2 separate regions of the Mus musculus genome follow, and region 1 is linked to region 2. The links are chromatin contacts, found by Hi-C or POLR2A ChIA-PET in ENCODE. All regions are on one chromosome and are shown on one strand. Each heading gives the region's core, a stretch centred on a gene start or an enhancer-like site at or near the end of the contact. The rest is flanking DNA. Distances are from core to core; before and after follow the strand shown.

Region 1 (3,540 bases), core at 19-2,518, 450 kb before region 2:
CCCAGGTGTGGGATATGGGACTGCTTTAGATTGTCCATAGCAACTTACTAAGATTTGCCTCCAGCAGGGGCATAATTTTGCCAGCTACAGACAGGTTCTGCAATTGTATGACTTTTGGAATTCTGGGGACTTTTCATGTTAAGGCCCCCAAGGAATGGGTTGGTTATTGATTGGATGTTTGTTATTATTCACAAGAAGAAAGTAGATATCCTGATGGCGAAGATCAAACCTGCCCCAAGGAACTCGACACCCCTAATCAGCAGAAAGTAGCCTACCATCGCCCCATTCCCTCCCTTGCCTTTATTCGGAGATCTCTTTCCTCTCTATTCTTTTTCTTTCTTAACTAGTGTTAGGGGGTTGGGAGGATGGAAGAACCCACCAAGTAGCAAAGGATAGCGATAACAGGGCAGTCAGAAGAGTTTTTCATACTTAGTAGGATGTGGTTGGGTGAGTGGGTGACTGGACAGGCACATGAATTACCCAAAACCATATGGTCTTGCATTATGGAGGCTGCTTTGAAGGCTGGCTTAGTGGAACTGGTCTGACTTTAGTACTAAGCCAGGGCGGGGATGGAGGATAGGGAAGAGGGAGTGGTCTTTCACTTAAAGGGCTCACCCTGTTTGTAGTCATGACATCTTCCAACACCACGGCAAGGACCCTCCGAGAGGCCTTTTCTAGGGATGAAGGGGTCCCCAAAGGCTGCAGCCTCGGTCTTTTCGGGCTCCTGGCTTCCCATGATGCTCGAGATAGAGGCTGACGGCACAGGCTTGGCTGTGTAAAAGGGCTGGAGGGTGAAAGTAGAAGACAGTTGCCTGAACCTGTTGTTGCCTCTGTTGTAGTCGGGTGCAGCCGTCAGCATCCCCGTCTCCCGAGCTCAAGTCAGGCGGGCGGGGTACGCTCTCACCTGGAGTTCCCAGGCAAGTCCATGGGGGAAGCGGCGGTTCCGGGGAGTCCCTGGGGTATCCCAGGCTGAGGCCTGGGGTAAATTGGGGAGCGGGGGAGTGGGGAATGAGGGCCAGTTCCTCCCCCGGGACTCCGCCCTTCATAGTCCGCCTGCGGCTCCCGGTAGGGCACAGGCCCTTCCTCCAAAGGGCGCCCCCGGCCGGCCTCTCGGAGCCGGGTCTTCCCGCTGCAGCCGCCTTGATCACTCGGGCCCTGCCTGGCACCTGCCGCGAGACTGGATTGCGGAGGTTACAGCTCTCCCACCGCTCGAGCCTCCTGGGACCTTTGTCCCTGTTAGATGCCTCCCTGAGGTTCTCTGGGATCCGGTGGGATCCCGGTCCCGAGAGGCTTCCGTTTCCGCTAGATTCCTCTGTGGTCCTCGCCCCACCAAGCAAGAGCTCCAAAAGAATTACTCCACTTAGTAACAGCCCTCCCTCCTACCAGATCGCCTAAATTGGATCTCTGTGGAAAGAATCCTACTGCGCGGTTCTTCCAATCAGAAGCCGCGCAACTTGCCTCCTCCCACTGAGAGCTTCAGCTTAACGAAGTTCCCCTTGGGGGAGGCCTAAACTCATCACTGAACTCAGTCCGGATTCTGGGTTATAAACTGTCAAACCAACCGGTAGACCATTCACTCCAATCCCAGAAGGTCCAGCCCACCGGTAACATCCCACCCCAAGCCCCCGCCCTACTTGGATCCCCGCCCCGCGTTCTCGGGCGCCCCGGACCAGTTGGCTCAAACGTTTTCTTCTCCCCCCGCCTCCCGGCCCTCTCTCCAGCCCGGTCCCCCCCACTCCCACCCCTCCCCTACGCCTCTCACCGCAGCTTTCCAAGGATCCGGGTTTCAAACAGCTCCCACCTCCGGCTTCTTTAAAGCCTGCCTTATGCAGCGCTGTCCAACCGTCAGAGGCCTTCTTCTGTGTGTCTTAAGCACCGCCCAATTGCCGGTTCCGGTCTTCCGGGGTTAGGAGAAACTGCGTGAAATCTCCTGCCCGCCATAATACGTAGGGGCAAAGAAGCTCAATTGTGCCTGCACCGCCATTTTAATTGAGGGCAGTCTGATTTTAGCACTAGTCGACCGAAAAGCGTCATTTTTCAAAGGCTGGTCAGCGACCAACTACTATATCACGTTTCTTGTTATATTTGGACAAGTGTAGGAAAGCTAAAGTTTCTCCACCTAACGTAATTTTTCTTGTTCTTAACGCCGGTGAATATCGATTAAATGTTAAGGATTTGGGAATTTCCCATTTTCTTAGGTTTAAGTTCCTTAGGATTGAAGTTCCGGAAGTCGGGACGGCGGGACGGAAAACCTGAAGATCCCAAGTTAAAGAGTAGGCCTGATGTGGCCTCTAGCTTCCAATTCAGTTTCTGGAGAGACCAGGAACAGCCTAAGTGGGGAGAAGGCTGGGTGCGGTGAGCTTCATTCACTAGCATTTCTCTCTCTCCTCCCCCCCCCCCCTCCTTTCTTCCTAGGTAGTGTCTGCAGGCCACTCAGAAGGCGACTAATATAACCAACCTGGGGTTGCTTGGTGGAGCCGGTTCATTGTCCTTCCTGTTCTGGGCTGGCAGAAGTAACTCTTGGAAGAGGAGCCTGTCCTCTGCAGGGTGTCAGGTAGTCTTTTGGAATAAGAGATAAGCAGTCGATCCTAATGCTGGAGAGCCTGCTCCAAAGGACCTTTTGTTAGGAGCTGGACTACTGGTGGGGAAGAAGTGGTCATTTACTGGCATCTTGCACTATGAATGCGCCTTTACCACCTAACCAAAGCTCCTAACTCCCCAAGAATTAGCTGTTCTGTGTCTCAGTGTGTGTGTTGGTATGTGGAGGTCAGAAACCATTGTTAGGTGTCTTCCTCAATTGATCTTTTTGTTTTTGTTTGGTTTTGGAGACAGGGTTTCTCTGTGTAGCCCTGGCTGTCCTGGAACTAACTCTGTAGACCAGGCTGGCCTCAAACTCAGAAATCCACCTGCCTCTGCCTCCCAAGTGCTGGGACCAAAGGCATGCACCACCACTGCCTAGCTTGATTGATCTTTTTAAAGAAAAAAAAAATTACTTTTAAAAAAAGTATGTTTTTCAGATCTTTGTGAGCGTGAGGCCAGCCTGGTCTACAGACTTAGTTCCAGAATAACCAAGGCTGTTAAACTGATAAACCATGACTGGAAAAACAAAACAAAACAAAACAAAAAAAACAAACAAGCAAAACAACAAATATGTATGTTTATTGCCAAGTGGTGGTGGGACAAACCTTTTACCCCAGCACTCAGGAAACAGAGACAGGTGGATCTCTGAGTTCAAAGCCATCCTAGTCTACATAGTTCTAGGACAGCATAGGCTACACAAACCCAGTCTGGAAAACCAGACAAAGAAAGAGGTATGTTTACTTGTGTGTTGTATTAGTTAGGGTTCTCTAAAGGAATAGAACGGTTACAATGAATATACATATATGGGATTTATTAGAGTGGCTTAGAGGCTGTGGTTCTAGCAGCCCAACAGTGGCTGTCTCCTGACTGAAAGGGCAAGGATCAAGTAGTTGTTCAGTTCAGAAGACTGGCTGTCTCGGCAGTCCCATCTGGTGCTAGAGTCCCAGGGAAGTCCTAGAG
Region 2 (3,278 bases), core at 341-2,840:
TAACAACCCTGGGGACAGGTGCAGTGGGGGGGTCCCCGTGCTGTGTCCACTCCCTTCCTAGTGTTGCTGTCCCACTAGGTGGAGGACTTGGAACAGGTGGAAGGCATCTCTGGGAAGCAGGTGGAGTCTTTCCTGAAGGTAAGGCCACCTTTGCCCTTTCTGCATGGTGTTCCCCCACCGCAGCCCACCTTAGGCTGCTATGCTAACGCACGTTCCTCTTCTTTACAGGCGAATCTCTTGAGCTTGGCCGCCAGCCAGCACAGCGGTCCCTCTTGACACTACCTTCTTTTAAAAATCCTTGTATAGTGACGTGTTGTGTAAATACAGTTTTTATTCCATGGTTGAGCCTGGTTTTTGAGGATGACAGGGCTGGGGTCAGAGTCCATAACTACCCTGGGGGTCAGGATCAAGCTCTGCAGGACACCCATGTAGGCGCCATCTTTGGGAAACCCCCAAACTAGGCCAAGATTGTAAATAAACCACTGGAATGGGGAGGGGACGGTGGCCTAGAAGAATCAAAAAGCTGACGCGAAAGCTTAAGCACAGCGACCGACCGTTAAGCGGGCACGCGCTCCAAGCTAGCCCCGCCCCGCTGTAACTCCCTCGGCGCGCTCCCCACTCTCCCGCTCAGCAACGACGTCCCTGTTATGTGCGCGTGCGCGCGAAATAACGGCCGCTGGCGGAGGGAAGTGGGGGGTGGAATCGTTCAAGTGGGGGAAGAGAAGCCGCCTAGTCTCCCGCGCGCCCACCACCTGCACCATCGCCAGCCAATCAGCAACCGTCTTGGGGGTCTCGCGCTCGGGGCGACCGGGGCTGCTGGGTGGCTCCCCAGTCCCTCCGCCCTCTAGAGTCCCTCCTGTCCCTCCCCCTCCCGCTGGCCCCGCGCGCACTCGCGCTCGCGCCCGCTCCAGCCTCTTGTGTGTCCTCGCGCCCCCCGCCCGCCCTCCGGCGCGCAGTGTGCGCCGCTCCCCCACCCTCCTCCCCCCTCCCTCCTTGCGCGCCTCCTCCTTGGGTCCCCCTCCCCCACAGCTGCCTCCTCCCGCCCCAGGGTGAGCGCGAGCCACCTCCCTCCTCCCTCCGCCATGGATCCCAGCAACTGGAGCAGCTTCATCTTCCAGGTAACAACCCCCGCCCCCCCCGCCCCTGCCCCCCCTCCCACACCCCCTCCTGCCCGCCCTCCCTCCTGTCCCACACCCCCTCCGCGCGCCCGGTGCGCGCGCAGCTGTCCCCCTCCCTCCCTCGCGCCCTCCCCCGCCCTCCCCGAGGCGCCGGCTGGGCGCGCGCGCGCGGCGGGGGCCGAAGCTGCTCCCTCGCTCCCCCCACCCCGCCCCGCCAGGCTCCAACCGCCGCCACCACCGCCGCCGCCGCCGCCCGGGCCCCCCGCCCCCGGCCCCGGCCCTCGGCCCCGCGGGGCCTCTCGCCCCCACCCAGGGGGCGTCGCCGCCGCCGCCGCGCTCCGCGCCCCACAAGACGCCCTCCTTCCCTCCCTCCCGCCGGCCGGGGTGCGCGGGCGGCGGGGCGGCCCTCGGGCCATGCGTTCGGCTCGGCCCAACCCGGCCGGCCGGGGGCGGCGCCCCGAGCCCGGGCCCCGCGCGGCCCGTGCCCCCGGCTCCCGCTGAGCTCCGGGGGCCCCCACTGTGGCCGAGGCCATGTTCCCCGTGTTCCCTTGCACGCTGCTGGCCCCCCCCTTCCCCGTGCTGGGCCTGGACTCCCGGGGGGTGGGCGGCCTCATGAACTCCTTCCCGCCACCTCAGGGTCACGCCCAGAACCCCCTGCAGGTCGGGGCTGAGCTCCAGTCCCGCTTCTTTGCCTCCCAGGGCTGCGCCCAGAGTCCATTCCAGGTGAGTAGGGGCCGGGCCGGGCGGGCAGGCGCCGACCAGCGACCGCGGCCCACACGGCGCCTTGTCTCCGCAGGCCGCGCCGGCGCCCCCACCCACGCCCCAGGCCCCGGCGGCCGAGCCCCTCCAAGTGGACTTGCTCCCGGTTCTCGCCGCCGCGCAGGAATCAGCCGCGGCGGCGGCGGCTGCTGCGGCGGCTGCCGCTGCAGTGGTTACTGCACCCCCGGCCCCTGCCGCCGCCTCCACAGTGGACACAGCGGCCCTGAAGCAGCCTCCGGCGCCTCCTCCGCCACCCCCTGCCGTCTCCGCACCAGCCGCCGAGGCCGCGCCCCCCGCCGCGGCCGCCACTATCGCAGCAGCGGCTGCCACCGCTGTCGTCGCCCCAACCTCGACGGTCGCCGTGGCCCCAGTTGCATCTGTCTTGGAGAAGAAGACAAAGAGCAAGGGGCCCTACATTTGCGCCCTGTGCGCCAAGGAGTTCAAGAACGGCTACAACCTCCGAAGGCACGAAGCCATCCACACGGGAGCCAAGGCTGGCCGGGTCCCTTCGGGTGCTATGAAGATGCCCACCATGGTGCCCCTGAGCCTCTTGAGTGTCCCCCAGCTGAGCGGGGCCAGCGGGGGTGGGGGAGAAGCCGGGGCTGGCGGCGGCACAGCCGCGGTGGCGGCCGGTGGCGTTGTGACCACGACTGCCTCTGGGAAGCGCATCCGGAAGAATCACGCCTGCGAGATGTGCGGCAAGGCCTTCCGCGACGTCTACCACCTGAACCGACATAAGCTGTCGCATTCGGACGAGAAGCCCTACCAGTGCCCTGTGTGCCAGCAGCGCTTCAAGCGCAAGGACCGCATGAGTTACCACGTGCGCTCACATGACGGCGCTGTGCACAAGCCCTACAACTGCTCCCACTGTGGCAAGAGCTTCTCCCGGTGTGCAGGGGCCTCGCTGCCCACTAGGCCGGTGGGGGGGAGGGCAACAAGGTGGCCTGTCTTTGGCTGGTGGGGAGGCGGCTCCCGTTCCTGGGGACAGGAACCACTCCCAGGGAGGAGGGAAGTTGCTAGGAACAGGGGGTGGTACTTTAGAAGAGGTGGGTCTCTGGGCTGAAGGAAAGCAGCCTCTGGGCAGAAGAGGAATCTTGGTTTGAGGGCTTTCCTGCCTGAGGACTGAAGCTGAGGGGGAAACGCTGGGACCTTTGCAGAGGCATTTTGGAGGAACCTAGGTAGATTTGAGGCACACCTTACCTTGGAGCCTAAGCCCTAACACACACCCCCTCCCACCTCAACATATCCCTAGGCCGGATCACCTCAACAGTCACGTCAGACAAGTGCACTCAACAGAGCGGCCCTTCAAATGTGAGGTAGGAAGCCAGCTTCCTCCTGTCCTGGTTTTCATGATTTTGATCCTCATTGTAGCTGTGTGGGTTCAGCCTCTCAGACCCCCTT

The links. Hi-C counts contacts between places; a loop is a spot of excess contacts on that map. ChIA-PET counts read pairs that join two places held with the same protein, here RNA polymerase II (POLR2A).
Region 1: a map of heart shows a loop between it and region 2 (2.4-fold over the local background). The contact joins the promoter of Prr14 here to the promoter of Maz in region 2. A Hi-C loop is called at or near these places in 1 of 37 maps with a recorded cell type or tissue (heart). POLR2A ChIA-PET finds 5 or more read pairs at or near these places in 1 of 5 experiments (embryonic stem cell).

Annotation. Positions count from the first base shown.
Region 1 is chr7:127,469,342-127,472,881 of GRCm38, reverse strand. Prr14 (proline rich 14) reads right to left here and starts at 1,268. Exons shown (of 11, transcript NM_145589.2): 1 at 905-1,268; 2 at 616-784. The coding sequence starts at 927.
Region 2 is chr7:127,024,791-127,028,068 of GRCm38, reverse strand. It overlaps Maz (MYC-associated zinc finger protein (purine-binding transcription factor)), which reads left to right and starts at 1,590. Exons shown (of 5, transcript NM_010772.1): 1 at 1,590-1,841; 2 at 1,915-2,765; 3 at 3,130-3,193. The coding sequence starts at 1,650. Kif22 (kinesin family member 22) reads left to right here. Exons shown (of 14, transcript NM_145588.1): 13 at 79-138; 14 at 229-338. The coding sequence ends at 276.